Regions from separate parts of the Homo sapiens genome. Here region 1 is linked to region 2. Evidence: chromatin loops called from intact Hi-C (ENCODE). Cell type or tissue: heart right ventricle. All regions are shown on one strand. Each heading gives the region's core, and the rest is flanking DNA. Links, peaks and the distances in the headings are about the cores only. Region 1 overlaps PPP2R2B (protein phosphatase 2 regulatory subunit Bbeta). Region 2 has its middle 49 kb from the start of PPP2R2B-IT1.

Region 1 (16,282 bases), core at 3,055-11,054, 280 kb after region 2:
GCATAAATCCAGGCTTGATGCTCTGAATGTGCAGGGGTTTTGGAGGCTGGAAAGTAGCGTAGTGAAGAGTATTATTGTTGAGTCAGTCCAGCCTGGGTTAGAATTCTGGCTCCGTTACTTTCCGCTAGTGACCTTGGGCATATGACAGTCATATATCACTTAATGATGGGAATATATTCTGAGAAATGCATCATTGGGTGACTTCATTGTTGTGAAAACATCATAGAGTATACTTATGCAAACCTAGATGGTATAGCCTACTATATACCTAGACTACATTGCCTGTTGGTCCTCGGCTACAAACCTGTACGCCTGTTCCTGTGTTGAATAGTAAGCAATTATAACACAATGGTATTTGTGTATATAAACATATCTAAGCATAGAAAAGACACAGTACAAATACAGTATTATAATCTTATGGAACCAGTGTTATTGACCAAAACATCATGTGGCATGTGGCTATATTTGAATACCTTGTGCCTCCAATGTCTCATCTATATAACGGGGATGATGATAGTCACTGCTTCCTGGAATTGTTGTGAGGATTCAATAAGTTATTTTGTGTAAGAAACAGCTTAGCCTGTGTAGTGCTGGCTCACAAAAAGCACTCAATGATGTTAGTTCCCTTCTGTTGTTTTAGTATTAATAACATCATCGTCATCATGGCTATTATTACCCCCTACTGATAGTGGGCCTATATATATGAGACAATTCAGTTATTTTTCTTTTTATACTTTTTATACTGTTGTATTTATTCTACAAACTACTCACTGAGATTTACTAAGTGGCAAACACCGTACTGGCAATATATTGGGAATAAGACTGTCTTTTGCCCCTCGAGACATGGCAATCTTATGGAGAAAACAACTGGATTAAGTGCCACGTAGAGTTTATACCGTGAACTTCTGCCCAGACTTTACCTTGCCCTTGTTTGCTATGTGGATGGAATTTCTCAGATGACATCTGTAGACCCCACCGTGGAATCCTACTGTCCATGGCATCCTATGGGATTTCATATATCTGTGCTTAACCCCTGGGAGAATTCCATCCCTATGATAAAGAGCAAAGAAGGTCTATTCAGTTTCCACGAGAGCAGAGATCCTCCCCATGCCAAGCCAGTGATGCCAATGAAGTGGACTTCAGATGAAACAGAGAAGGAGGCCCTGAGGTGTGGCTGGGAGTTGGAAAATTCCAACTCTGGTTCTTGCTTTCTTACTAACCAGCTGTGTAACCTAACAACCTAACTGATGAATTATACTTCTTCCCTCCAAGCTTAGTTTCTAAGCTGCCAAGCAGAGGACTGGGAAATGTAAATTCCTGAGACCCACTCCAGAGAGGAGGCCCAGAGGAATCTGCATTTTCAACACTTGACCCTGGTGGCTGAGACAAGGGGGTCTGCGGTCACTGGACTCTATCATCCCTAAGGCCCATTCGAGCTATCATTTTTTTTTTCAAGCTATCATTTTTATGAACCTGTTATTTTTTGGAGAGACATGTTATATTTGCTATATAACCTCTGTTATATTTTGGAGGGACATGTTATATTTGCTATATAATTATAAATACCAGTATCTGTATTTACCTCCTCTCCTTTCCTAGGCTCTCAAATATCCTGCATTTCAGTGTAAACATCCACACCACAGCACTCTTTAAACACTGAAAAGTCCAGCTTCCTTTTCTTTTTGATCCCAGTGGTAGAAGAAAAAAAAAGCAGGCAACCCTGAAGACTAGATTCAGAACAATGACTCCAAACAGAGAATGAGCTGACGTGATATTAATCAGACTATAATTTACTAACACGCTCTCCTCTTGAAATGTGCATTGCCAGCAATTGTGTCTTTTTTTCCCTTCCCTGTACTATGATTACTTCTTGCTCACTTTCATAGTTTCCAGTTCTATGTGGGTATTGAGAGTGAGAACATTTAATAATACCCGACAGCTAATTAATCCTTACTGTGTAATGAACCTGTTCTGTTTCAGCGCTGAGAGACTCAGCTTTTCAAAGCAAGAATGTGACTATATCTTTCATAGAAGATAGCCTTTCAAAATCAATCTCATTACCAAAAGAGCCCATGAGAAGCATGTCTATGAAAACTATATCCCCTGCTCAATATCATAACTTAACATAAAGCAATAATCATGGTAATAATTTAATAATAATGCCTTACAGTTGTACCATTTCTATTACAAGCGTTTTCTCACCTAGTCCCTTGATTCATCTTCAGAATAGCCAATGAGGAGGGCAGGACAGGTATTTAGCAGGTGAAAATGCGGGTATCTAGCACTTATTGATCATTTGCCATATACCATGCACCACGCTGCACTCTCTATCTGCACTAGCTACCTCAAAGGGTGTTAAAATGCCCATTTAACAAATGAGGCTCCAAGCAGTTAAGTAGAATACCCAAGATCATGCAGGGCTGAGAACCAAGCTTTGATCTACTTTGCTCTGGGACCTGAGCCCTTCGATCCGATGCAGCCTCAGAGAGGGAAAATGACTTACCCAGTATCCCTCAACTGGTTATTCCAGGACTGGGACTAAAAATCAAGAGTTAGGCTCTTAAACTTAGACATATACATCTGGGCATTTGAAATGTTTGTCTTAATAATTAGTGCCATTATTATTCCAGGTGAGGGGATTAATCGATCAATCGCTCCCTCTCTCTCCCTCTCCCTCTCTTCCTCTCCCTCTCTCTCCCTCCCCCCACCACTCCCCGCTACCACTGTCCCTGCCACACACACACACACATACACACACACTTACACATTGACTTTCCAGATCTCTGACCTCAGCAATGGAGAAACAAAGGCCTTGAGGTCCCTATGCAGTTTTACTTCAGAAGACCCTCCATGCCCTTCTTCCCCAACCTCCCGCTGCCCAGGAGTAACAGACCCTTAGAGCTCTTTCTAGGTAATGGGAGCTCATCGTTAAAGTGACTTAATCAGCCTGAAATGGAAGTTGGGTGGTGAGAAATCACACTTAGCATACTTCTCCCTGCAGGGTAAGCCTGGAGGTATTCTTTTTCTCATTATTATCAGCTGCCAGTGCCCTGGGAACCTAGGCCAGGTTGAAATCGGCATTTTTACCTGTTACAAATATGAGCTCCCAAGCTGTGACTGGTCATAACCTTCCCAAAATGAAGGTGATGTGATGAATACAATTTTTCGAATGGATTTTATTCAAACATGCCTTACAACAAATAAAAATAATTATAGCAACCATCTATTGAGTGCTTACTATGTGCCAGGTACTAGATTTTATATCCTTAATATCACATAGTCCTCATAATATCTCTCTCGGTTAGGTTCTATTTTTCTCTCCAGATCATCTGAAGCCATAGCCTCCTCTTCATTTCAGTCTCTGCTCAAGTGCTACCTATCAGGCCCTCCTAGGGTATCCTATGGAAAAGAGCACACCCACATTTCCCATTCATTCTCTCTGCCCTTTTTTGCTTAGCTCTTGTCACTGTCTAGCATTTTCTTCGCTGTCTGCCTCCTCTTCACCCCCAGTAAACTGTAAGCTCCATGAAAGCAGGGACTCTGTTTTGTTCTCTCCTGCAACTCCGGCACCTGGAACAATCCATGGCACATGGTAGACTTTCAGTAAATATCTGTCAAGTGAACAGATTACACAGAAATGGAAACCGTGTTTTAGAGTAGCCAAGAAGTTTGCCCAAAATCTCATGGCTAGAAAACGGAAGAGCTGGAATTCAAACCTAGTCCGCATGACTCCAAATCTGATGTTTTTCATCTTATTCTCTACAGCTCTGCTTTTTAAGAAAATATTCCTGACCATGGGGCAGGAATGTTTTATTATTGATTGATGTCTCTCAGAACGTTTTATCAAAGCTCTCTTAACATACAAGCTAGATTTTGGTGGGGTGGAAGGCGGGGGGTGAGGGCTGCAGAGCCTTTTCTGCCACAGGGTGGGTACACAAGGGATGCACTGATTTTTAAAGGAAAGATCAAATGACATCATATTTTACACAATGGCTGTTTCTGTCCTCCTGTCAGCACAGGACACTCACAGTCTCATGAATCTCCAGAACTAAACTTTTTCCACTTAAAATGACCCTGATGTTAGCAAATCCCATTGGTGGCAATTTGGACACAACCATAGGTACCGTCTAAGACACTGGCCAACTGGCATTCAGTTTTACCAGCTCTGACTCCTGAATGAGGACTTCCTGAGGACCATTGCTAAAAGGTCATGAGATTAGGCAAGTTGACTGAAAAGACTAGCTAGTTTTCCCAAAAGAGAGATCCTCTGAGTGAAACAGTTTACTTGATTTGTCTCCTAGAGAACTGATTAAACAGACTATTGGTTTAGGCTTACTAATAGTAGCAACTGTGCATATTCAGCCTTTCTTAGTGACAGGCTTGGGGCGCAGTTGTTTGATGTCCTTTCTTTATCATCATTCTGTGACTTAGGCATCCTGCCCATTTTAGAGATGTATAAACAGAGGCTCAGAAAGGTAAGTACTGGCTTAAGGCCTTGCAAATAGTAAACAGCAAAGCCAAGAATGGAGTCCAGAGCTCCAGAGTCTGTCTGACTCCAGAGCTCCTGTTCCTCACTATTATTAGGACTATTTATGGCATGGCACTTGATTTAAACAACAGTGAGGATGACAACATCTGATGTACAGGACTTTTCCATGTATTTTGTATCTCAGTGTCTACTATGCTACACACTGTACTAAGCATGCACTACAAAGTGTGGCTCTTACAAAGATGAATGAAACACACTCTCTGTCCTTAGGGGGCATGGAGGAGACAAGTTACAAGTGGCTGAAACATAAAATGAATTCAATCATTGGTTCTTAAATGACTGTGTGCCTCATGGTCACCGGGGACTCTGCCTAGAACATAATTTCTGGCCTCGTCACTAGGGATGCTGGTTTAGAAGGTTTGAGTTGGACTCTAAGAAATGACATCTTTGACAAGGCCCCTCCCAGAAAATGCCCAGGTGATTCTGGTGCAGGTGGTCCCTGGACCACACTTTGAGAAATCATGGAGAAGGATAACTGTCCTGAGAAAAGCACAGAAGATAACCATGGCAGTTCAGAAGAAGCACAAAGGGAGGAGACGGGATTAGGAAGGAGTTTCCACGATGCATCTGGAGGGTAGATGGGCTTTCATGTTGGGCATCTCATTTGATGCTCCCAAGGATCCTTTGAGGCATACAGGATGTGCATTGCCATTTCTTTCTTTCTAGTGGTGTGGATGTGATTATCCCATTTATAAAAGAGGGTAACTGGCTCTGAGGGGCCAGGTATCTAATCAGGATCACACAGCTAGAAAGAGGCAGAACTGGGAATGAAGCACGTTCTGTCTGTCTATAGCCTTTAGGCTTTCTTGCTCCCTCTGAGGTACCTATGTCGTAATACTCATTCTGGGAGGAGGGGGAACCCCAGGCCAGATTTAGTGCAAATTATTGGTTGAGTCAGGATCAGCCTTTACTGCCCCAGGTTTTAATTTTCGGTATATGCTTTGATAACTGAGGCCTCTTAGGACATAGATACAGCCTTCCTCTACCATTTTTAATTTTTTTAGACTTCATTTTGTGATTTATTGCTGCTCTGGGGGCTTCACATCCAATCCTTTTATGGTTTCATCTTTCCTTTCCTTACATTTGTTGCATATAACAATGGCGTGTTTAGCTACTGCAGTGAAAAATCAATCAAGCCTATTCCATATTCACAGGCTTGCAATGGCACCAACGGCTCCTGGATTAGATTAACTTTGTGAATGTGTCATTCTAGTATGGGTAATTTCTCAACCTTCGCTCTATCCTCCCCATCCTGCCTCGGCGGGTGGATATTGAGATCTCTCATTGATTGACTGCCCTGAAAGTGAATGCTGGCATGTGATGTGTGTAACTCAGTGGGATGCACATACTCTGTGTTTATGAAAATAAATAATAATTTCTGTTATCATTATTGATTGCCATCATTATCTGATTGTATCTGTCAGTGTCATGGGGTTTCAGTTATGGGATCAGAAAGCCCTCCACGAGAATTTAACCACTACCCTCACTGACAAGCCTTTGTGTTTTGACATGTTTCGCCTTTGGGGGATGAGAGTTTGGGATGTTTCTGTTCTGCTCATTGGCTAATATTTTTGGCTAATGTTCAGAGACATGATGATAATTGAGTTCCATGTCAGCCAAAGGAACTACTTCAGTTGGAATTAAAAGAGAAGCTAACATTTATGCTAATGTTCCAAGAACATTTTGCATGCATTGGCTAATTTAATCTTCAAGATAAACCTATAACATAGGCACTGATATTATCCTTATTGTAGAGATGTGATAGCTGAAGCCAGGGAAGTTAAGGAACTTGCCTTAGGTTAGACGGCTAGTAAGTGGTAATGCTTGGACTTGAGTGCACGTCTTTATGACTCTAAAACCCAAGCTGCTGTCCTGCCTCTTGTACTAAAATAGAATGCCTAATATATGCATCTGAATATTCAGTGTAAGCCAAAACACATATGAGTAAGCAGGGGCTGGAAAACAACTTTTCAAGGAGATTGTAAAAGTTACTGGTGCCTTGGGCACAGGTGGGCTTTCTGTTTAATTTTGGGAAAAGGCGGGGTAGGAAGGGTACATGAAACTAGGTCATGGCTTACCAAAGCTGGATGATCATCAGACTCTGGGAACATCTAAGTCATCTCCAACCAAGTGACTCAGAATCTCCAGGAGTGTGGCCAAGACACCCACCCGTATTTCTCGGCCATATTCTTGGCCATCCTGAAGATCAGATGGGTTTGAGACCCTTTGGCATAATGATCTCTCTACTCAAAAGTAGAGATTCTCAGATTTGATTTTTAAAATCCCTTCCTTTTTCCTCTTGTCTCCTCCTGCCTCAAGGTTCTGTATAGATCAGTCTGAGGACAACATTATTATCAAAATGTGGTTGCCTTTACACTAAGAGAGTGATTTGATTTAGAATGAGCATCCATGATGATTCTGTGATTGTGAGCTGTTAGTGCCTTTTATAACTCAACTTCTTTCCCCTTCTTACTCCTGGTCAAGTCATGGGGGACAGCCTACTTAGTTGCCAGTGTGCTATAATAGTAACACTATTGCAGACATTTATTAAGTATGTATTATGTGCCAGGCCTTCTGCTAGGCAGGTACCATCTCACTATGCCCAGACGGCAGCCTGTGGAGTGGGTACTACTGTTATTCCCATTTTGCAGATGAGGACATTTGATCTAGAGAGCTATAGTGACATGCTCATGTCTATAGCTACTAAGTGGCACAGCCATATTTTTAAACCAGGTTCAAGCTGACTCCAGAATAATAACTATACTTTCTTACAGAGGTTGGGCTGATAAAGTCACTTGTTGAAGTGTTTAGCATAATATCTTGCCATCAATAGACGCTTAGTTTATGTTAATCCCTTTCTCCTCTTTTTTCCCATCTTGTCTTTTACCTAGAGACTAGGAGTTTCAGGAAAGCATGATGAATATATTGAAAAGTTCGAAGTAGTATTACATCTAGAGACTAGCAATTCATTATGCTTTGAATCTGCCTTTGTACTGACTCTCCTACGCTGCCTTGCATTCAGAGTGTATTCACTGACAATAAAATATTTTCTTTCATCCCAAAGGTACCTTTGTTATGCTGCACTTACCATGTAGTAATTAGATCCAACATAGACGTAAATATAAGCAGAACCCTATACCTGGTTTAGGATCGAGTTCTCTTTGTCTTTTGCTCCCAAACCCTTTGGAAGGTGTCCATGGCTTCTTGAATGTGATAGGAACTAATAAAGGACACCTCCCATATGTACACTCAATGGCAGTGGCAAGCTGAGACGTCCACTAGTGTCAGAAAAAGAAAAGAATCACATTACAGAAGAAAATCTGGATGTTTCCATGGCCTCTGGTGCCATTTATCTTGAGATTCCCTGGCCATAAAGCCTGATAGTGTTACAGGCTCTGACACATTGTCTTTCCCTAACCTTGGTTGTTAAATGGTCTGAATTTCAGAGATGTGGGAAGGTTGACAGGGCAGAGTTCTGGCCTTTTTAGGGCTTTGCAAGTAAGGATCTTGTCACCATTCCAAACCTGATTCACACTGACCCAGATAGGATTTTCTCAAATGAGAAGTTATTAGAGTGATTCTCCCATCTTTTCATTTAAAGGGCTCTCTGTATACTTTTCAAAGGAAGTGAAAAATCAAGGATAATTGGATGATTGAAGGAGAGAATACTTTTATTTTCTGAATTTTTCAGATGAAATTATCTGAATTATAAGCGTAATGGGAAAGACATTCAGCCCACACCAGGTCCCATTTCTGAAGTGTGAGCTCACTGTTGCTAGAGCAATGGGTGTGTCTCCGGTCCCCGAAACTACACGTGCATGTGTGGGTGCGTGCAGGCATGTACATGGCATACAACACCCAAGCAGGGCATTGCTCAAGAATCCTAAAAATGTTAACAAAGTAAAGAGCTGACTTTTATTTATTTTTCAACTAGACTTTACTAATAGAAGATCAAAAATACATGCCTAGATCCCTTTTTGCTACTAGGTTATGCAAAGAACTAATTTGAAATCAGTAGAGGACTTCTAGGGCCTCTGCTCATTATGCATTAGGATTTTTGTAGAAAATAATTAGTGCAAATGGATTTGGAATCCAACTCAATAGAGGACATGATCACTTTGATCCTAGTACGTTGCAAGCCGGGCTTCGACTGATGCATTGATGTAAGCATTTTAAATACCAGTCCTTACCAGAGAAAAATATTTTAAATATTTCCCTAGGGGTAGTGTGCATAGCAAGATACTATCTTGTCTTTGACGCATAAAAACAAGATCTTGGTTGGAGAAAACTACTTACAAGGGTGGTTTCATGTTAAAGGAGACTGTTTTCAACAGAAAAATATATTTTATTCTCTGGTTTCCTTAGAATGGTTTAGCAACAAGGAAAGGAATTTTCTACCTGAAAGGTGTTAGGTTTGTGTTTGTTTGGGTGGAAGAAGGTGGGTCATGCTCTTGTAATTTGTTGTTGTGATCAGATGAGTTTATTTTCTTTTTACCAGAAAACTGTTAAAAGCAGTGGTACACACATGCATACACACACTGTCTCACACAAATGTCTCTGGCTCAAGTAATATAGGAAACCCTAGCTTAAACACAGTTAAGCAAATTTATTTACTTCAGGATTTCTGGGAACTTTTTTTTTTTAAGTGTGTGCAACGCTGTGGTTTTTTTTATTATTATTATTATACTTTAAGTTTTAGGGTACATGTGCACATTGTGCAGGTTAGTCACATATGTATACATGTGCCATGCTGGTGCGCTGCACCCACTAACTCGTCATCTAGCATTAGGTATATCTCCCAATGCTATCCCTCCCTCCCCACCCCACCCCACAACAGTCCCCAGAGTGTGATATTCCCCTTCCTGTGTCCACGTGATCTCATTGTCCAATTCCCACCTATGAGTGAGAATATGCGGTGTTTGGTTTTTTGTTCTTGCGATAGTTTACTGAGAATGATGATTTCCAATTTCATCCATGTCCCTACAAAGGACATGAACTCATCATTTTTTATGGCTGCATAGTATTCCATGGTGTATATGTGCCACATTTTCTTAATCCAGTCTATCATTGTTGGACATTTGGGTTGGTTCCAAGTCTTTGCTATCGTGAATAATGCCACAATAAACATAAGTGTGCATGTGTCTTTATAGCAGCATGATTTATAGTCCTTTGGGTATATACCCAGTAATGGGATGGCTGGGTCAAATGGGATTTCTAGTTCTAGATCCCTGAGGAATCGCCACACTGACTTCCACAATGGTTGAACTAGTTTACAGTCCCACCAACAGTGTAAAAGTGTTCCTATTTCTCCACATCCTCTCCAGCACCTGTTGTTTCCTGACTTTTTAATGATTGCCATTCTAACTGGTGTGAGATGGTATCTCATTGTGGTTTTGATTTGCATTTCTCTGATGGCCAGTGATGATGAGCATTTTTTCATGTGTTTTTTGGCTGCATAAATGTCTTCTTTTGAGAAGTGTCTGTTCATGTCCTTCGCCCACTTTTTGATGGGGTTGTTTGTTTTTTTCTTGTAAATTTGTTTGAGTTCATTGTAGATTCTGGATATTAGCCCTTTGTCAGATGAGTAGGTTGCGAAAATTTTCTCCCATTTTGTAGGTTGCCTGTTCACTCTGATGGTAGTTTCTTTTGCTGTGCAGAAGCTCTTTAGTTTAATTAGATCCCATTTGTCAATTTTGGCTTTTGTTGCCATTGCTTTTGGTGTTTTAGACATGAAGTCCTTGCCCATGCCTATGTCCTGAATGGTAATGCCTAGGTTTTCTTCTAGGGTTTTTATGGTTTTAGGTCTAACGTTTAAGTCTTTAATCCATCTTGAATTGATTTTTGTATAAGGTGTAAGGAAGGGATCCAGTTTCAGCTTTCTGCATATGGCTAGCCAGTTTTCCCAGCACCATTTATTAAATAGGGAATCCTTTCCCCATTGCTTGTTTTTCTCAGGTTTGTCAAAGATCAGATAGTTGTAGATATGCAGCGTTATTTCTGAGGGCTCTGTTCTGTTCCATTGATCTATATCTCTGTTTTGGTACCAGTACCATGCTGTTTTGGTTACTGTAGCCTTGTAGTATAGTTTGAAGTCAGGTAGCATGATGCCTCCAGCTTTGTTCTTTTGGCTTAGGATTGACTTGGCGATGCGGGCTCTTTTTTGGTTCCATATGAACTTTAAAGTAGTTTTTTCCAATTCTGTGAAGAAAGGCATTGGTAGCTTGATGGGGATGGCATTGAATCTGTAAATTACCTTGGGCAGTATGGCCATTTTCACGATATTGATTCTTCCTACCCATGAGCATGGAATGTTCTTCCATTTGTTTGTATCCTCTTTTATTTCCTTGAGCAGTGGTTTGTAGTTCTCCTTCAAGAGGTCCTTCACATCCCTTGTAAGTTGGATTCCTAGGTATTTTATTCTCTTTGAAGCAATTGTGAATGGGAGTTCACTCATGATTTGGCTCTCTGTTTGTCTGTTGTTGGTGTATAAGAATGCTTGTGATTTTTGTACATTGATTTTGTGTCCTGAAACTTTGCTGAAGTTGCTTATCAGCTTAAGGAGATTTTGGGCTGAGACAATGGGGTTTTCTAGATATACAATCATGTCATCTGCAAACAGGGACAATTTGACTTCCTCTTTTCCTAATTGAATACCCTTTATTTCCTTCTCCTGCCTAATTGCCCTGGCCAGAACTTCCAACACTATGTTGAATAGGAGTGGTGAGAGAGGGCATCCCTGTCTTGTGCCAGTTTCCAAAGGGAATGCTTCCAGTTTTTGCCCATTCAGTATGATATTGGCTGTGGGTTTGTCATAGATAGCTCTTATTATTTTGAAATACGTCCCATCAATACCTAATTTATTGAGAGTTTTTAGCATGAAGTGTTGTTGAATTTTGTCAAAGGCTTTTTCTGCATCTATTGAGATAAGCATGTGGTTTTTGTCTTTGGCTCTGTTTATATGCTGGATTACATTTATTGATTTGCGTATATTGAGCCAGCCTTGCATCCCAGGGATGAAGCCCACTTGATCATGGTGGATAAGCTTTTTGAGGTGCTGCTGGATTCGTTTTGCCAGTATTTTATTGAGGATTTTTGCATCAATGTTCTCTTAACCACCATGTTACCTGGCCTCCCAACAGCAATGGCTTTTAACCCTCTGAGCCATGGGGGCTTTATCCTACTTTAGAGACTTCTTGAAGCAGAAAAGAACCATTAGCCAATCCAAAACAAATCACTGTTCACAAATGTTTCCTTCTGTCTAACCTAACATTAATCTTACCTGCCACTTATTTAAAAAGGATTCCATACATATAGTCATGATGGACATGTATGGTCTCTGCTCTCATGGGGCTTGTAATCCAGTGACTAGGAATCTTTGGTTTGAAAATAGTCACAGCGGGCCAGGAGTGGTGGTACACGCCTGTAATCCCAGCACTTTGGGAGGCTGGGGTGGGTGGATCGCTTGAGCTCAGGAGTTCAAGACTAGCCTGGGCAACATGGTGAAACCCTAGCTCTACAAAAAATACAATAGTTAGCCAGGCATGGTGGTGCACACTTGCAGTCCCAACTACTTGAGAGGCTACAGTGGGAGAACTACTTGAGCCTGGTGCAGTGAGCCGAGATCAGGCCACTGCACTCCAGCCTGAGTGACAGAGTGAGACCCTGTCTCAGACAGAGGGAGGGAGGGAGGGAGGGAGGGAGGGAGGGATGAGTTTTTTAAAAAGTATAAGATCATAGCATGATACCATTAATGTGAAAAATAAAGCAATCCTGAACCGCAAACAAACAAACAAAAAAAAATGGTGACGGCATGTACTTCATTTGCCCCTGCCTAACATTACAGTCAATCCCATTGTGTATTTAGAAACTGCCTGAGTTCTTTCTCAACATTTTCTTCTCTACTCTGTGATCTCACTTCCTCTCATTATTTTCAGGGAGTGAGAGTTCTGCAACATTCAATTAAATAAGGACACTGACTATTTAATGCGAAAACATCCAGATACAAAGCGAAAACTCTGTCCAATTATCTTGCCAGTTCAAAACCAAATATACAGATGTTTAGAAACTTCTGAAAGCTTGAATTTTTAAATCATAGGCTCTCCAAATTCAAAGAGCATCTAAGAAAAGCATCCTATGAGGGAAACATAAGATCGTCAAAGCAGACAAAGCAGACAACAAAGATAGGAGTTCAGGAGTTATAAGGTTAGAGATTAAGATAGAAGTGACAAAACAAAGCCACACTTGGTTATCATTATTCCTTCCCATACTAAAATCCTTTACGCAGATGGACTCAGAGGTGACCGCCACACCAGTCCCAATTAGATATGCCGTTGCACTACTTGACGGTCAAACCAATTAAGAACATAAGCACCACCTCGGTTTCTTGCTATGCATTTTAAAAACTAATTCCACAAGCACTTATTAAGTCCCTACTGTAAGCCAGGTACTATGATTAGTCCTGGAGTTATAGAAGTGAACATGAAAGATATGGTTCCTGCCTTCATGGAGCTAGCCATCTCTTTGGGTTGGAAAAAGCATGCATAAAATGCTCCTAATGTAAAGCCGACAGTGTAATGGGGCCTCTAGAGGAAAGGTGAATGGTGTACAGGAGAGCAGATGATGGGGAGAATTTGATCTTTTCAGGGAGAGCAGAGGATAATTTCCTGAGCAATTAATATTTAAACCACAGCAGGAGGAAAGTAAGAAGAGGAGCAGAAAGAATGTTCTAGGCAGAGGCGGTGACATGCACAAAGCCCATCAGGTAGGAGGTAGCACAGAAAAACACAGTGTGGAAGGAGGGCCCAGGTGGCTGAAGCTGAGTGCAGGGGATGTGTGGTACCAGTAAGATGCAGGTGGTGAGGCAGCTTATGGCCAGATCATGCTGGGCACCATAGGTCTTGTTAAGGAACTCGCTTTTTTCCCCATGAGCAATGCAAGCCCTCGCTTCTCTGTACAGGTCATTTTTTGGAACAGCCCTACTTTGCCCAGATAGCTAAATGTTCTGCACTGAAGACAGGATGTTCACCAACATGGAAAAGCCGCCTAGATAGTTCCTGGCAGAAGAGTTTAAATTTAGGAAGTAAATGACATTTTGTCAGTTTGGCCATGTTGCCCTCTAGCCCCCAGCTGCCATTGTTTCAATACATGTCAGGGCATGGCCTCCACCGGGTTTCTCCAATATCAAGGCGTCCTCCCTCCAAGGTGAATCCGCCCATGAGTGATTGAATTGTTTGGAGGGTCATAGAACCTGACAGCTCCCTATTACACAAAGGAAAAGATAAGCTTCCGATTAGTCCTGGGGCAGGAGGAAGCCAAGATAGAGTGCACCTGTCAGAACTGCTTACGACATATAAATCATTACCTCAATTTTCTGTGCAAGCAGTGGGCCAGAGAGAGAGAGAGAGAAGTGACTGAGGTTGGTTAACAGTGCAGAACCATAAAAAAGAGCTGCTGCTTTCCTCCAAAGCAGGATTTCCTCTGCTGTCCATGCAAAGAAAACTGAGCCCCATGCCCAGAGGAACGACAAAGACAAATGCCCACTGGCTCCAGAAAGGGGCAATTTGTTTCTATGGCATTTGCTAACAGCATTTACTGCTAATCTAACAATAGCAGCCACCAAGGCTTTCCCAGACTTTAACAGGGAGCATGCTTAATATTGCACTTGCTATATGTTTCATCCTAGATTTCTCTACCTTGTAATTGCCATAACAATCATGGTTGTTATTGTTGCCATTTTCCTTTCATTCACTGGGCAAAAATCTCTGAGACAGACCAATTGCAACTAACCTGCTATCCCACAGTCCAGGATACCAGGGTATTTATAGCGGGGTGAGGGGGAACATAAAAACAAAGATTGAATGAAAGATAGCAAGTCAGAAGATGCTCAATAAAGATTCAAAAGCTTAAGTTGTTTGGGCAATACTCAGATTTTCATCACAATTTATGTTGTATAAAATACCAAGTATCGGCGGGGTGCAGTGGCTCACACCTGTAATCACAGCACTTTAGGAGGCTGAGGCGGGTGGATCACGAGGTCAGGAGATTGAAACCATCCTGGCCAACATGGTGAAATCCCGTCTCTACTAAAAATACAAAAATTAGCTGGGTGTGGTGGCGCATGCCTGTAATCCCAGCTACTTGGAGGCTGAGGTGCGAGAATCACTTGAACCCAGGAGGTGGAGGTTGCAGTGAGCTGAGATCGTGCCACTGAACTCCAGCCTGGCAACAGAGCGAGACTCCATCTCTAATAATAATAACAATAATAATAATATAATACCACCAAGTATCTAGCTGAATGTGAAAGCCTGAAAGATCCTAGTTGGAGAAGCGCCAACACTGAGTAACTACTAACTTGTACAGCAAAGCTCAAGAAATACTAAGTCTTGTGCTTCTTCTGGGCTACTCTAAACAGAGTGGATAACACTTTGGGGGAGACTGGTTCATTCTTCAGAATAGATGTAAACTAAGTTCCCAGAACTTTTGAGAGGGAGTTTGGCACCTACATTGAAAGGGAGCCACATGTTTGTCCAGCCCAGATATTCCTGCTGCCAATGATGGAGGAGACATTTTATTCCACCTTGGTGTATTTTAAAGGGAAGCATATTCTCAAAATTACAACACAACCCAAGATGTATGAGCTGTCAATTACATTCCTTAGGACCAGAAGGGAAATATATGAACAGACCCAAAAAGTGCATCAAGACAGTACACAAAGGGATGTAGGAGCTGAGGGAATGAGTCACATGGATACTTTAAAACAGAATAATTGTTTGTTCAAAATTGTGAGCAAAATGTTCTTACTGCCAGGAGAAGTGTTGGGCAGACTTATTTCTACTTATTGTGTAATAGGGGCAGAAATCCCATAGTTGAAATCGTCATGGGAGAGAGTCTAGGGCTTTAGAGTGACAACTCCAGGTTCATATCCTAGCTCTGTCTTTGTATGACTCTGAGCCTTTTACTTAAGCTCTCACCATATCAGTTTTATCATCAACAAAGTAGGGATAATATTATTTAAAGTATCTCATAGGACTTGTTATCAGAAAAAAATATTAGCACAGTATCTGGCTTTTAGTACTAACCATTCAATAATATGTAGCTAGCTCCAAGATGGAAATCAGGAATGCTCAGAACAGAGAGATAACTGGGAGACTCCAGTTGCTACTTTTGGATGGAAGAATACATTTATAAAAGGACAGATAAGAGGGAAGAGACTTCTAACTTGGTCGTATGGTCAGAGTTTATTTGCCTAAGACATACTGACCTCAACATGTAAGACTTCTTAGTGAATATTTCTATCCCTTGCTGGAAGAAAATTCCCCTGAGAATGGGAAACTGCAAGTGCAGATAAGATGATGATGAAAAAAATCCTCAGTTTGAGATTCTGTGGATAAAGGGAGGTAAGTGAGTTCAACCTCTAATGCCTGTTTTTGAAAGCTCAGTAAACTTTCAAGTTCTCACTGAGCTAAGAAAGGTTACATGCTCAGGAGTCACTCCTTTCTAGGGAAGAAGCTGCAGTTAAGTCTCATGTGAGGGGCCTCTGGGCTGATGGCAGGTACAGTTGTCTGGAAAGCTGTTAAAGTCAAGGGTCTTAGTTTTGAATCTTCCTTTAGATTCTCTGCTTCAATCATTAGTCACCAAAAATGCAGAATTCTCAGCCTGGGCCATGCATTTCCCCTCAGGTTAAAGGATCCACTATCGAATATTAGACTTTATGTCTATTTTCTAGTAGCAATA
Region 2 (16,282 bases), core at 5,590-13,589:
CCCTTACCTTTGTACCATATACAAAAATTAACTCAGAATGAATCAAAGACCTAAATGGAAAACATAAAACTATAAAACTGTTGGCCGGGCATGGTGGCTTCTGCCTGCAATCCCAGCACTTTGGGAGGCCGAGGTGAGTGGATCACTTGAGGCCAGGAGTTCGAGACCAGCCTGGCCAACATGGCAAAACCCATCTCTACTAAAAATACAAAAATTAGTTGGGCGTAGTGGTGCATGCCTGTAGTCCCAGCTACCCGGGAGGCTGACGCAGGAGAATAGCTTGAACCCGGGAAGCAGAAGTTGCAGTGAGCCGAGATTGCACCACTTCACTGTAGCCTGGGAGACAGAGCACGACTGTGTCTCAGAAATAATAATAATAATAATAATAATAATAATAATAATAATAATAAATTTTTTAAAAAATGAAACTTTTAGGTAAAAGCTTAGGAGAGAAGCTTTATGACATTGAATTTGGCAATGATTTCTTGGATATGATACCAGGCACAGGAAACAAAAATAAAAGTAGACAAATTGGATGACTTCAAAATTAAAAACTTCCATGCATCACAGGACACAATACAGTGAAAATGTAACCTATAGAATGGGAGAAAATATTTGCAAATTATATATCTGATAAGGGATCAATATGCAGAATATGTAAAGAACTCCTACAACTGAACAACAAAAAACCAATTAAAAAAATGAACAAAGGACCTGAATAGATATTTTGCCAAATAAAATATACAAATAGTCAACAAGCATAGGAAAAGAGGTTCAACATCACTAATGATCAGGGAGATGCAAATCAAAATCACAGTATTACCTCACACCCATTAGGATGGCTGTCATTTAAATATAAGAAAATCATTGTTGGTAAGTATGTGGGAAAATTGGAACTCTTCTGCACTGTAGTGGTGAAACCACTATGGAAAACAGCATGACAGTTTCTCAAAATATTAAAAATTGAGTTACCATATGATCCAGCCATTCCACTTCAGATATATAGCCAAAAAAAATTAAAAGCAAGATCTCAAAGACATATTTGCATACCCATGTTTACAGCAGCATTACTCAAAATAGCCAAAAGTTGAAAGCAACACAAATGTCCACTGACTGATGAATAGATAAACAAAATGTGGAATATACACACAGTGGAATATTACTTATTCTTAAGAAAGAAGGAAATTCTTACTCATGCTATAACATGGATGGATCTTGAAAATATGCAAAGCAAAATAAACCAATGACAAAAAGAAAAATGCTATATGATTTTACTTATATGAGGTATAAAGAGTAGTCACACTCTTAGAAATAAAGCTAGAGTAGTGCTCACCAGGGGCTGGGGGTCGGTGCAATGGAGAGTTGTTTAGTGAGTATAGAGTTTCAGTTTGCAAGAGGAGAAAGTCCTGGAGATTGGTTGAACAATAATGTGAGTTTATGTAACACTACTGAACTTTGTATTTAAATGGTACATTCTATGTGTTGTATCACAATTGCAAAAGTTTTTAAACTTATGAAATTTAAAAAATAGGCGGGGCACGGTGGTTCACGCCTGTAGTCCCAGCACTTTGGGAGGCAGAGGTGGGCGGATCACGAGGTCGGGAGATCAAGACCATCCTGGCTAACATGGTGAAACCCCGTGTCTATTAAAAACACAAAAAAATTAGCCAGGTGTGGTGGGGGGCACCTGTAGTCCCAGCTACTCAGGAAGTTGAGGCAGGAGAATGGCGTGAACCCGTAGGCGGAGCTTGCAGTGAGCTGAGATTGCTACACTGCACTCCAGCCTGGGTGACACAGCCAGACTCCATCTCAAAAAAAAAAAAAAAATTCCTTTTATTTCACCATACACATTTTTTTAAATTATACTTTAAGTGGTCAAAATTTATTAATTTATTAAGCATATAGTTTGTGCCTAGGATTATGCTAAACTTGAAAACACAAAGATGAATGTGACTTACCCTCAGCTCTTCCAGTGAAGAAATAGATCAATGTGACAGTTGCCTGAGTTGTACAGAGCCCTCCTAGGGAGGCAGCAAGCCCAGTGATTCAGGCCACCAACCCCAGCACGGGACTGCCCTATCCAAACCCACCTCTGCCACTTACTGCCTATGTGACCTTCAACTGGTTACTCATACTCCTTGGACCTCCATTTTCTAATGTGTGAAATGGGAGGAATAATGAACCCTGCCTCATGGCTGGTTTTAAAGGCTATATAAATTAATGTATGTTAAAGGACTTAGAACAGTATAAAGCACACAGAAAGTACTATTAGTTCATTAGTAGTAGTGTGAACTAAACCTACTGTAGAACAGAGTCCTTTATTTTCTATTTTGACTTTTTTGTTCTTTTAAAATATGCATTATTGCTGTTATTTACCTTTAAACTCAAATGATACTTTCTTGCCCGGATTCCAAATAGATCTACAAGAGTTTACTCTTTTCTAACTTAATCTACTTAGTTCTTTACTCTCTAGAAAAAACAAATCAATAACACGGAAAACCTTAAAATTATCATTTTGTTCATCTGCCTCCAGATTATTTCTGCAGATTTTAAAGAAGGATGGGCCTAGGATGGAACTCTGGGGAACAAGGATCCCTTACCCTATAGGCTTTGCAAATATTGTCTTCTCAGATGAGTGCCTATTATCTATATGCATTGTTTCCTTCGCTAATGCAGTGACTGACCCTGACAGAACTGTCCTCTCCAAGAACATGGAAACTTGTGTTTCTCATTGAGTTTTGACACAGAACCTTGTCAAAGATGTTTTAAAAATATAAGTAGGTTATACCACTTACCTCTGTTGTCAATGTGCCCATGTACCACCTTAAAGAATCCTAGCCTCAAATACTATCTCCTCTCATATAATCAAGTGGCAATTTCTCTCCAAATTTGGGTTGAGTTATACGTGAGGAATTACAAGCCATGGAATTCTTCTCATAACCCCAATTTTGTAGCTCTAACTGTAGATTTAAAGTAATGCCACTAACCCAGTGTGACTCAAGGATCTGCACCCTTATCTGCCACTTAGCTATGACCTGGGGCCACGCTGCCCTTCGGCTGCTGCTGAAGTAAGGTTAAAGAAAGGGTAGCCCAATGTGCCAACAGTGGCTCAAAATGAAAATTGTGCTTGGAGATATTGAGGTCAATCTATATGAACAATAATGTAAAATATGAGAGTTTATGTTGTTTTGCTTTATCTGTCTCTATGGAAAGAACATGGGAATTTAAATTGTCCAGGGCTGAAGCCCCTACACATTTTTCCGGCAAAATTATCTATTGCACATCGATAAAATAATGGAAAATAGGCCATAAATTGCTACTGGGACAACCAAGTAACCACAAGAAAAAGAAAAAGAATCAAATCCTACTCATTTTTATACCTAAATAAACTCCAGGTAGATCAAAGACATAACATAACCTCAGAAAAAGGATACCACAGAACATTTTTAAAGATCATCAAGAAATAGGTAATATATCTCTAAGTGTGATAAATAAACCATAACTCATAAGAGAAACTAATACATTTTATTACATAAAATTTTTAAAATCTATATGGCAAAAACACAACAGAAAAAATAAGAAATGGTAAGCTGGGTGAAAGTTTTTAATTTGCATTACAGAGAAAAGGCTTATTTCTCATAACAACTGACAAAAATAAGATTGATTAGAAGTTCAACAGAAAAATGTCAACAGTTCAGAAAATATAGATGGTCCTTAAGCTTATGAAAAGATATCCTTACCTATAAGATAAATGCTAATTATAATTACACTAAGATTTCCCTATTTTGTTTTTGTTTTTGTTTTTTTGAGATGGAGTCTTACTCTCTTGCCTAGGCTGGAGTACAATGGCATGATCTCAGCTGACTTCGACCTCTGCCTCCCGTGTTCAAGTGATTCTCCTGCCTCAGCCTCTTGAGTAGCTGGGATTACAGGCACCCACCACCATGCCCAGCTAATTTTTGTATTTTTAGTAGAGACGGGGTTTCAGCATGTTGGTCAGGCTGGTCTCGAACTCCTGACCTCAGGTGATCCACCCGCCTCAGCCTCCCAAAGTGCTGAGATTACAGGCATGAGCCACCGTGCCCAGCCAACATCTCCCTCTTGAGTTTGGGCTTGACTTAGTGATTCATATCCAGAGATAAGTGTGTGGCAAAGGGAAAAAGAGTAACTTTACCATGAACACATCTGGCAAACACTACCTTAAATCCACAAGGTGAACATCACCAGTGATAAGTCATGTTGATAACACCTACCATCTGATATGACATGAGGAGGGAACTTTACCTGTGAAGTGTTCCTTCCAAAAACTAACCCCATTCTAATCATAAGACACATATTTGACAAACCCAAATTGAGAGACATTCTACAAACCACTGACCAGGACTTCTCAAAACTCTTAAGGTCATGAAGAGCAAAGGAAGACGGAGAGACTGTCAGAAACCAGGTGAGACTAAGGAGACAAGATGACTAAAATGCAATATTGCCTCCTAGATGGGATCCAGGAATATTAGTAGAAAAACTGTTAAAATCCAAATAAAATTTGAAGTTTAGGTAATAGTAATATATTAATGTTAGTTGCTTAGTTTTGATGAGTGTACCATGGAGATATGAGATGTTGCCAAGAGGGGAAACTGAGTAAGGAATATACAGGGATTTTCCATACTATCTTTGCAACTTTTCTATAAAATCTAGAATTATTCCAAAATAAAAAAAGTATGTTAAAGATGTAATTTTTACCTATAGGTACCACAAACATAAAAAGTTTGATAACCTAATATGTTGGAAATGCTGTAGGAAAACAGTATTTCATACATTTTTGGAAGAAGTATAAATTGGAACTTTTAAGAAGATCAATTTGGCAATATCTTCAAAATAACAACTGAATTATCACTTGACTCAGCAGTTACATTTCAAGAAATTTAATAGGTATACTGCTGTATGTGCAAAATATACAAGATTATTCATCATAGCATTATTTCTCATAGAAAAAGATTGGAAATAACTTTGCACATCACTAGGGACTTAATGAATTGTGGCGCATTCTTTCAAGGTAAAATTTGCAATTGGAAAAAAGACTCCCAACATAGAGCGTAAGTTTTTAAAAAGGCCAAGATGCCCTAGAGTGGATAGTACGTTACCATGTATTTAAAGAGAAGGGGACACATGTTATATTTTCTTGTGTGTGCATTAAAATGCATCTGGAAGGGTAGACAAGTAGCTGGAAAATATCATCTGTCTCCAGGGAGAAACACTGGAATATGCCGAGAGGGAAAGAGATCTTTCTCTGTGTACCTTTTAGCACATTTTCAATTTTTAAAGATATGAACATATGTCCTACCACATTTCACCAAATCTATGATGCTATCAATGAAAAGATGCAGCATTCTTTGTACAACTAGGAGCAAAAAGTTATCATTAACCTGTGGAATACCACTGATTATAAGATAAATCCTGATTTTAAAATGTGCAGCTTTGGAAACAACAAAATATAATTTTAAAATAGACTTTGAAAAATGTTTCGAAGGGATCTCTGTTTTTCTATGCATAGATCAAAAGTCTGAAGGGATATACAACAAATAGTTACCACAATTATTTCTAGATAGCTGAATACTGTGATTTTTATTTTCTTCTCTGTATTTTCTAATTTTCCTACAGGAAAAAAAAAACATTGCTTTTATGATTAGAAAAGAATGTTAGTAAATTCATTGTGACTGTAAGTTTTACGGGGCAACTCCTCAATTACCTAATTTGTGGTGAGGGAGTTTTTAAGAAGGTGACCTTCTTATGAGCCGCAAGTTCCTCACCACCACACCTCCCTTTACCATCTCCTTTGTAAATTCCTCTTCCTGTGACTTAAATATTCATTTCTGAGGGGTCTAACCTTCTGGTCTTCCCTTCTTCTTCTTCTTTTTTTTGTTTTTTGAGACTGAGTCTCCTCTGTCCCCTAGACTGGAGTGCAGTGACATGATCTTGGCTAACTGTTAACCTCCAGCCTCCCAGGTTTAAGCAATTCCCATGCCTCAGTCTCCCAAGTAGCTGGGATTACAGAAGCCCGCCACCACGCATGGCTAATTTTTTTTAGTAGAGATGGGGTTTTGCCATGGTGACCTGGCTATTCTCGAACTCTTGACCTCAAATGATCCGCCCGCCTCGGCCTCCCAAAATGCTGGGATTACAGGCATGAACCACCGCACCCGGCTGGTCTTCCCTTCTTAGTCTGTATTTTGACACAGAAGCAGACCAACATTATAGTTCAGGGTGTAGGTTCTGGTGCCAGACTCACTGGTTTCAAATCTGGGCACTGCCACTTACTGTGCAGCCTTGAGGAAATAGTTGTTCTCTCTATGCCTCAGTTTCCTCATCTGCAAAATGGGAATAATAAGTATACCTACATTATAGGGTGTCAGTAATGAGTAAAACAGTGGGAGGATGTAAAGAGGGTGGATGGTGCTGGTGGAGTAAATGGCCCAGAAACTTTAGTGATTCTGATGCATCCTGGATGATTACATCCATACACGTGGCTTTGGTTAGCATCTATGTATTCAAAACTCCGAAATTCATTTTCCAGCCCAGATATGTGCCCTGAGCTTCAGACATAAATTCAACTGCTTCGTGGATATCTCCACTTGGACATTCACTGCGATAAATGTAATCCATCTAAAAGAGAACTCATCATCCTTCAGGTTAATTACCTGTTCCCCTACCACCATCTCCACTTCCATTCATTTACTTGGTTGCTTTTGTCAGAAATCTGAGTATCATTCTTGACTTTGTTTCCCTCAGCACTCCTTCCACCCCAAAAAACACACAAATAATCAATCACTTTGTCCAGCAGGCACAACCTCCTAAATGACTCTTGATTCTTCTGTTCTTTGCCATCCCTGTGGCCACTGCCACCAGGCAGGCAACCTGCATCTCGCTCCTGGATGGCTGTGGCATCCTGGGTATAGCCTTGTCTAGCCTCTCTCTTTCCTATACCACAGGCGGAATGATCTGATAAGAAATCCAATCAGGGTGCCCTCACTTATATAAACTGTCAGTAAGTACTCACCATCTTTAAGACAAACTATTTTTGATATGGTTTATATGTCCTGGCTTTGTACTCTCCTCCCCCCAATTTTATCTGATGTGACCACCTTACCTTCAGCACTTTATTCCAGCCATAATGAAATACTGTGTATTTCCAAAAGTTTCTGTGATCTGGTTTCACTCCAGTCCTTTGCACAGGGCCTTCCTCCATCTGGAACCCACTTTCCACCCTTCATATAGTTAATATCTATTTTCCTTCAGGTCTCAGATTAGATATTTTTGTCTCAGAAAGCTTTCCCCAAGCCCAACTCTTGACTGGATCTGCCTTCCAAATGCTCCGATGGCATCTTGATCTTACTTCTTACAAAGCAGTTCATACTATGAGAGCTTTTCCCCAACTCAACTGTGAACTTCTTCAAGTAGGAGCCTATGTCTAACCAGTGGTAGGCTGGAGTTGACAAATACCCGCTGGCTGGCGCCACTTGTTAAACGTCCTGAATTGTTTTGAACTGGTTGTTAAGCATAGCCATTATAAAATATCAAATTATATAAGTAAATATTGTATATTCAAAATGAAAATAATAAAAGCTTAAGACTCATTTCTTCCTAATTACTAGATTGTACTATAATCTATACTTTTGAGATGATATACATTCATGTTGTACGTCTCTCCTCAACTCCATGCTTAGTGGCAAAATATTGGTAGCTTGAAATTGGCCACGATGGTCTTATTTGCACATGAAGATTGGCAAATGCTATAAACCAAGGCTTGATTTATTGTTAGTTAATTGTCTAGACTCAAGAAACTGATGGAGAAATGTCAATAATGCAGATTAAACTTTAAAGCGTGTCATAGTATCTGTGAACAACACAAAAAATTAAAGAACTCTTCTATTATTGACACTTCAATTCAGCAAAGAAGTAGCTCAGGTCATTAACAGACGACACTGACATAGATCTTCGTAGTTTCAATCTTGTCTTATTCATTAATGTAAAGGAAAATGCAACCAGCATTCATGTTAGCCCGACACATAGCAAGCCAGTTGGCCATCACTTACCAGCACCCCACTGTATCTAACCCACTTTGATGTTCCCAGCACCTGGCATTAACCTGAAACAGAGGTGATACTTAGCAAATGTATATTCAAGACAAGATTTGTCAATTTACAAGTACATAAATATATGAAAACATGAACTAATGAATACAAGGAAGCCCAGAATGTCCCTAAACACCATCACTGCCTATTTATTTGGAGGAAAGGTTCAAAAAAGGGTGGAAACTCTGAACTGATACCCATGGAATGTGGAATGACTTTGCCACTGTCCTTTGAGTGTTGCCTGAGCCCCTTTGCCCAGGTCAGTGATCCAGAACAGACAATTCAATAAGTACAGTGTCAAGTTTCCCCAAGGGCATGTGGATGGCCTCTACATAACTTTCAATTAACACGTAATTGGCAAGATTGTTCTAGATTCATGGGGCCTTGGTTGTGTTCCTTTAGTGGTGCATGCGGCTTATATAAGCTGAGTGGGCTGTCTTTGAGAAATGTCCAGACCTTGAAGGGAAAATTTTCCTCTTTTCCATCACTAGCTTGTTTGCTGCAGTGAGGATATTTCTGGTTCTTGGCTGAGTCGGTCTCTCTTTTTGGCCCATGTACCCCTAGGGAATTGCTGCTGCCACAGATGGAAACTAATTGAAGAGTAACCGTAGGCTGGGACTGCAAACCGGGAGGGAGGAGGGCTAGCTGCAGGATGCCTGGCATCTCTATGTATTCTGACTTCAGCACAGTTTCTGAGCTTAAACATTCTGGGAAGTGCTTTACTGAGTGGGGCTGCCCCTGAGGTTTTCTGAGGGCCTTCCCTTACCTGATGTCAGCAAAGGAAATGTCCTGGATATAGTCCCCTAGGATGGCCACTGGTGCTTAGGAGTGTATCCTGGAAGGAAACTGCCTGCCTAGGTTCAAACCAGCGCTCTGGTTTAGAATCCAGGTAACCATGGGGAAATTACTTAACTTCTCTGTCCCTCAGTGTCCTCATTTATAAAATAGGAATAATATCAATGGAACCTATTTTACAGGGCTGTTATAAGGATTAAATGAGATCATTTGAACCCTGCCTGGCACATAATAAAATCTTCAATAAATTGTAGCTAATTTTTGTCTTTGAAGTGAACGTGGAGGAGACATCTAGAAACCAATAAAGACCTGGCTACAAGAAAAACCAATATGAGATTTAGCTTGGGAGAAAGGCTTCTTACAAAGGCTTAACCAAAACTCAGGCCTGGGTTTCCAGGACCGAATTAAGAAAGCCCTTTTTTATCCATGTATCTAATAGAGGGCAGTATGTTGCAGTGAAAACAGCAGGGCCTTTGGAATTAGACAAGACCTGGGTTTTAAACCTGAACTGAGTGACTTTCAGCAAATTGCTTCACTTCTATGAGACTCAGCTTTCAAATCTGTAAAATAGGTGAAACTATAAGAAGGATTTCAAAAGAGAGGATTAAATAAGGTATGGCATTATAATACTGAGCAAAGGGGAACCATGCTTGTTGAAATTGAAAGATCAATTCTAAGCCCTAGAAATTACTGATCCTATGTGGGTGGTGACATTACCCCCACTAAGCAGGCTGATTATAGAGATTAAATGAGGTGATCTATGTACAGACCTTAGCTCTGTGCCCGGCAAAAAGTAGGAACCATAAACAATAACAGCAGTGATTATTGGCATTGTCATTGATTTTTTATGCTATAGGCTACACATATTTTTGTGCTCCTACGCTGTGCCAGGCCCAGTGTTAGGTACGAGGGATACGTAAAGGAATAAGGCTCACATGGCCCCACACTTGGCTGCCTTCCGTTCTAGTTAGGGGCAAGAGAAGGGGATGGGAAACAGAAAGAAAGTAATGTTTTCAGACAACGATATGCTTTTGCATAAAATAAAATGGTATGATGGATTAGAGTGTTGAGGGAGGGGCCTTAGGTCATGTCAGAGGAGGCCGATCTTTGGCTCTGCTCACATAGCCGCAGTGTAAGAATACAGTTCTCAGGTCTTTGTGTCAGTTTGACAACTGCGCGAAGATAGAGGGGAGTCTACATAAGCAGGAACACCCCAGTATCTCCCTGGGCATGGCTGCAAGTCAACAAGCTGAAATCAGTGTGGACAAGATGGACACAACAGCCTCTTCCATGTGTGACCAGGTGACCTGACATAACCTCCGTGATTTCCTTACCTGCATGTGACCAATTCATCCACTAGGTGGCAGTGTTCAATAATAAACAATGACAACATTAACGAGCCTCTGGCCAACACTAATATCGCAGGCAGCCAAAGGACCATTAGCTAAGAACACCAACTACGGTTTTCCTTTCTAATGGGTGTACAGGATTCCAATTCCTGGCTTTGGTATGGTGACAATTTTCTTCTCAATCTCCTTGCATTTTATGTCTGAAATAGATAATGTTTTTAATTGCCATAACCGACCACATATTGTATGCCTGGGGAATGTACAAAGAGCTTTACAAACATTATTGCATTGCATTGCTGTACCAGCTTTGCAGTGAGTCGTACGATTCCCACTTTATAGATGAAGGATCTGAGGATCAGCGAGTAACACTTTGCCTGGATGCACAGCTGGTAAGTAACAGTGCTGGGTTCAAACCTGGTATCGGATGTCAGAGCCTAGCTATTAACCATCATGCTTTCCTGCTATGGATTTTAAGAAGAATTATTATCAAGATAAGTGCATTAGTGCAAAGTAAATTATCTCTGATATTAGGGCATTATATTTGTACTTATAATACTAGCATTCATACTACCAAATGGAGGATTTATGCAGCACTCACCTGGAAGCTGACGCAAAGCAAGCGGGGCCAGCGACACTTCTGCTGATACCTCAGGACAGGGCAGGCATATAGCAGCAGAGTTTTCTGACTATGACTGACAGTTCTGACAAGGTATCTTAGAGGAATGGAGGGCACACTGTCATTATTTTCTTTTTCACGGATTAAAAAAACAAGTCACAGAGAGGGAAAGTTGCTTGCCTGAGGTCCCACTGCAGTTCACCTGAACCACTCTCTGCACTTTCCCATTATCCTGAAAACTGGCTAATCAGAGAAAACCTCAACGTTCTGAACAAGTAAATGATAGTGTGATTCTGGGGAATACCTTCTATGATGTACTGGCAGATAGGGACAAATTATGTGTATGTATAAGAATTCTATAGCTTGAAAAATATTATTATTTTATTTCTGGAGGAAACAAACATATGGCTTAAATTTTCATCTTATATATTTTGAAGGGAGTTGGTGGATGATTTTCTTTTGGGAATCTAAGCCTGATTCTGCCATCAAACTAACTGAGTGACTGTGAGTAAGTTATTCCTCTCTGGGCCTCAATTAAGAGGATGAGATTAAGAAAATATAAACACACAGTTTGTCATGATGTTCTGGTGTGTAGCCCCATCAATTCCATATGTTTAGGTGATGGTATGCTAGAATTGGAAGGAAAGTTAGAGACAAATGGTATATTATCTTCATTTTACAGATGGGAAAACTGAGCCCCAGAGAGGAGTGACTTGTTCACAGTCACCCAAATAATAGATGGCAGGACCAGGCCCAGATTCCCAAAAGAGGACCCTTTGTCAACTCCCTTAAAAATATAGGAGATGCCGGTCAGGTGCGGTGGCTCACACCTGTAATCCCAGCACTTTGGGAGGCGGAGGCAGGTGGATCACGAGGTCAGGAAATCGAGACCATCCTGGCTAACACGGTGAAACCCTGTCTCTACTAAAAATACAAAAACTTAGCCTGGCGTGGTGGCGGGAGCCTGTAGTCCCAGCTACTCGGGAAGCTGAGGCAGGAAAATGGCATGAACCTGGGAGGCAAAGCTTGCAGTGAGCCAAGATCATGCCACTGCACTCCAGTCTGGGTGACAGAGCAAGACTCCGTATAAAAATAAAAATAAAAATAAAAATAAATACAGGAGCTGAGAACTTAAACCAGAAGCTTTTCTAGAGTGGGCTGTTGCGGGCTGGTCCTGCAAGATAAAAAAAATATCCTAAGGTTAAAAAATCTGCGAAGCACCAAGTCAAACTATTTAGCAGGACATGCCAGAAGCGTTAATATGCTAATGTTTATCATAAATCTCCCAAAAGGGAATTAGAGTATTTATATTTTGCCAAAATTGTTTAACCTCAAACTGTTTTTTCATTTTTTTCTTTGACTGTCAGATCTATGAACAGCTCACACAACAGTGTTTAATGGAATGCAACTGGGAAACACCAACTTAATTTTTGTTTTCTCAGTTTTCTGACGTATTTAGCCGTGGAATCTCATGTTTAAGAGGATAATAGGATAAATGTTTTGGGGAGCATACTTAGGAATGGCTTCACTGAGCAATGGACAAGGCAAAACTATCTTTGAACCCCAGTGTCCAGCTGACTTAAGGGCTACATTTGGATGGCCTACATGCCTGGAGAAGGTCAAGTATCATCAGAGGAAATTCAGCCTTGAGAAGGGTAAATTATTCATAATAGAGAGCTGTCTTTGTAAGAACCTTCTGAATGAGACCTGAAAGGTCAAGCTGTTACAATTGTTCTTTTTAGAGGACAACTCCTTTTATACAATATTTGAGAAATTAGCACAGATAGTAAGAGTTTAATACAATGAGTTAGGGAGTTAATGTCATTAAACAAAGCCAGAATTTTAGAAGTCAGACCAATATGGATTTGAATTTAGGCTGTGCAAGGTGTTAGCAGTGTGACTTTTGGCAAGTTACTCTAATTGACCTTCAGACTTCTTAAAATGGGGATAATAACATTAGTAAAAATTGGGATAATAACATTATCTATGGGAAAAAAAATGAAGACAGGAAATTGAAGGTGCCGTATATGTTCAGAATAATTGCTGATAAACCCCTTGGGGAAAAACTTGGGACCCCAAAGAAATGCTCAACTAACACAATATGTTCAATTAAGTGTTCTGCAGGGCAAAAGGATAAGAAATTCCAAGTGTGAGTGGAGGACTAACCTGGAAGTTCAGGTAGGAGCCAGTGAGTGGTGAGGCAGAGAGCAAGACAGGAGAAGGGGAAAGAGAGAAAAAACCTCACTTCACCCTCCAGATCCCTACTCCGTGGTGGTGCTAAGAAGAGGAACTCTGAGAATAAAAATGTTTGGGAGGAATTTTCACATGAAATTCCCTAGGCGATGTCAGCCCAATGTTTCACTACACAAAACCTCCATGAAGACAGCAAATCTCATGCAATGATTGTCTGCACTGATTCTGATTTTGATTTGATTTGATACCAGGTTATAACCACCACAGAGAGTTGTATAAGGACTCATAGGAAATGCCCCTAAATGGGAAGCAAAGCAAAGAGCTTGAGGTGTAGCTCACTTTATACAATTTGTTCTTGAATAATTGCCCCAATCCAATTTGTACACATTGAATCTTTTCTTGTTGAATTGCATCATCATCTCAAAGATGAGTCAGCACAGTAAAGGGGCCTGTGTTCTCTATTCAGCTCCACTAAGAAAGTCTGAGTGCCTTAGCCAGTTGCTCAGTCCACTGGGCCTTTGTTCATTCACCTGTAAAACAAGAGGTAGCAGGCATGGTGACTTATGAGACACATAATCTCATAAAAATGAGTTTGAAGTCATTGAGACCTGAGTTAGAGTCCCAGCTCTGCCACTATCTAGCTTTGGGCCTTTGGCAAGTTCCGCAGCGAACTTGAGGGTGATGAGAATCAAATAAGGTTATACTTGTAATTCTGAAATGGTATCTCTGATTGGGTCATCAATTGGTATTGGCTCCAAGGACTTTTTGCTTTAAGGTTGTTTTTTTTTTATTATTTTTATTTTTGCCCAGTCTGGAGTGCAATGGCGTGATCTTGGCTCACTGCAACCTCTGCCTCCTGGGTTCAAGCTATTCTCCTGCCTCATCCTCCTGAGTAGCTAGGATTACAGGTGTGTGCCACCACGCCCAGCTACTTTTTGTATTTTTAGTAGAGACGGGGTTTCACCATGTTGGTCAGGCTAGTCTCGAACTCCTGACCTCGTGATCCACCCGCCTTGGTCTCCCAAAGTGCTAGGATTACAGGCATGAGCCACCACACCCAGCCGCTTCCTTGTCTGGTTTTAATGCACACACATTCTCTTTCTCTCTCTCTCTCTGTCTACCAAATTCTTCTACCTTCTTCTGAAAAACAAAAGAGAAAGGAAACATTGGAAGCAAAGAGGAGGGAATGGGAAGAGTTGGCATGATCAATTTGAACTGACCCAAAGAAAAAAACAAGTGTATTGTGCTTCACAGCCTAAGTGTTTCTAGGGCTCAGAGTACACGTGTGGAAAGAAGAGCCCCAGCCATGTGCAGACTCAGAAGACCATACTAGATGGGAGTATGGGGGCAGGGATGTTGCGAAGAGTTTATTAACTCATTCCCTTCTTTTTGAAGTTCTAACTGGTTAAGAAAATTAATCCCAGACTAGCTAAATAAGCTTTTGCCAAAGTGTTTTCTGTTGAAAACACCTTAGATGGTGACTCCTTAATTCATTCTGTTCTCTAGGGACACACACAAGCAATGACCAGGAATTGCCAAAGCTAAAGTGAGTCAGACCACTTTATTTGACTAATAGGGACACCATAGAAAATCCCTTTTGCTTTATGATCCATTCCTTTGAAAAAAAATCTCCTCCATGGGGGACCAGTGTCTTCCTGACTATGGATTGCTTAAGTTTAAATATCCAGTACTGATGTTGGGCAGATTTTGGGCTGAATGCTCTCTGTAGATGACTGAACCAAATTTCAGGCTATAAAAATGGGTTTTCAATGGGTTAATACTCTTAACATATAAAAGGCATCACCAAACAAATATGAGGAAGGACAAGAAAGTACAATTTATGAAAAAGAATACACACCTGATAGTTATATGGAAAGGTGTTCAAGCTTCCTAGTAATTAAAGGAACAAAATATTAAAATAACAATGTGGTGCTAATTTTTACCTATCAGGTAGGCAAAAGTTAGAATCAAAAATAATATTTAAAGTTGTTACAGATAGAGCAAAATAGACACTTTTTTGGTGAAATAGTACATGAATACAATCTTTCTAGACAATTCATCAGCATGTAGCCCAGGCATTAAACATGCATGCCACTGGCTCAGCTATTCAACTTCTTGAATTTTATTCTAAGTAAATAGTCATAGAAACATAAGATTTACCTACATTGGTGTTCATCATAGCCTTCCCCCTTCCTAAGCGTTTTTGTTGCTGTTATCGGGACAATTTAAGTGTTTATGAAGATGATACTGATACAATTATGGTACAACTGCATAATGGAATACTCTGTGTGCTTTAAAAATGATAATGCAAATACATATTTACAGTATAACTGGAAAAAAGCAAATTATACAACTAAGGTAATATTTCTTTAAACAACAATGGTAATAACAATAATATTGTTTTCATAAGAGGATAAAAGCTGGGGCAAGAGTTGTACAAAAATGTTAAGCCTGGTTGACTCCGGTGGGATGAAGAATAATTTTTACTTAAAATTATTTTTTCTCTATTCCTGGAATTTTACAATAGGCATACATTGGTTTTATAAATCATATAAATTAAAGCATCAGGGAGGAGCTGTGAGGTGTACCTTCCACAACGAAAAAGGGCTTGCAGTTTCAGCATGCAAGAAATCATGCCTGTCTTTTTATTTGATTTTAAAAGTTACTACTTTTCCTCAAATATGTAAAAATCTGTCATCTAGGATCTACGGCTGATCCCCTGCCTGAAAGACACATTAACCAGAGCTCAGAATCTAATTTGGTTAGGTTTTTGACTACATTGCTTGGTCCATTTTCATGCAGGTCTAATGGTTTTCCATTCTAATTACTGTGCTTCTGTCTTCTGTCCTGCTCAAACTCTGAGCGACTTTTATTTAAAAGATCTTGCACTTTGGGAGGCTGAGGCGGGTGGATCACGAGTTCAGGAGTTTGAGACCAGCCTGACCAACATGGTGAAACCCGCTCTCTACTAAAAATACAAAAATTAGCCGGGCGTGGTGGCCTGCGCCTGTAACCCCAGCTACTCAGGAGGCTGAGGTGGGAGAATCGCTTGAATCCGGGAGGTGGAGGTTGCAGTGAGCCGAGATTGTGCCACTGCACTCCAGCCTGGGTGACAGAGTGAGACTCCGTCAAAAAAAAGCATGTGTATGTCTTTTCTTTACACATGTAACCAGATAGTATCTGAGTGATGAAATGCCTTTTGT

The links. A loop is a pair of places that touch in the nucleus more often than their neighbours do. Peaks named below come from ENCODE experiments on the same cell type or tissue, not always from the same donor. Only the 100,000 strongest peaks of a DNase experiment are listed, where the experiment ranks them.
Region 1: it touches region 2 in a loop (2.3-fold over the local background); 2 of 110 quality-filtered maps call a loop at or near these places.

The regions. Positions count from the first base shown.
Region 1 is chr5:146,673,493-146,689,774 of GRCh38, reverse strand. The region is part of intron 5 of PPP2R2B (protein phosphatase 2 regulatory subunit Bbeta); the gene reads left to right. Among named protein-coding and RNA genes, the nearest start is that of PPP2R2B-AS2, 120 kb to the right of the region's middle. In heart right ventricle, for the core only: no CTCF peak of the experiment used is centred there; a DNase peak (open chromatin) is centred at 6,684.
Region 2 is chr5:146,960,237-146,976,518 of GRCh38, reverse strand. It overlaps a transcript of PPP2R2B not described here. Among named protein-coding and RNA genes, the nearest start is that of PPP2R2B-IT1, 49 kb to the right of the region's middle. In heart right ventricle, for the core only: CTCF peaks have their summits at 10,072 and 10,276 (motif pointing right); a DNase peak (open chromatin) is centred at 10,268.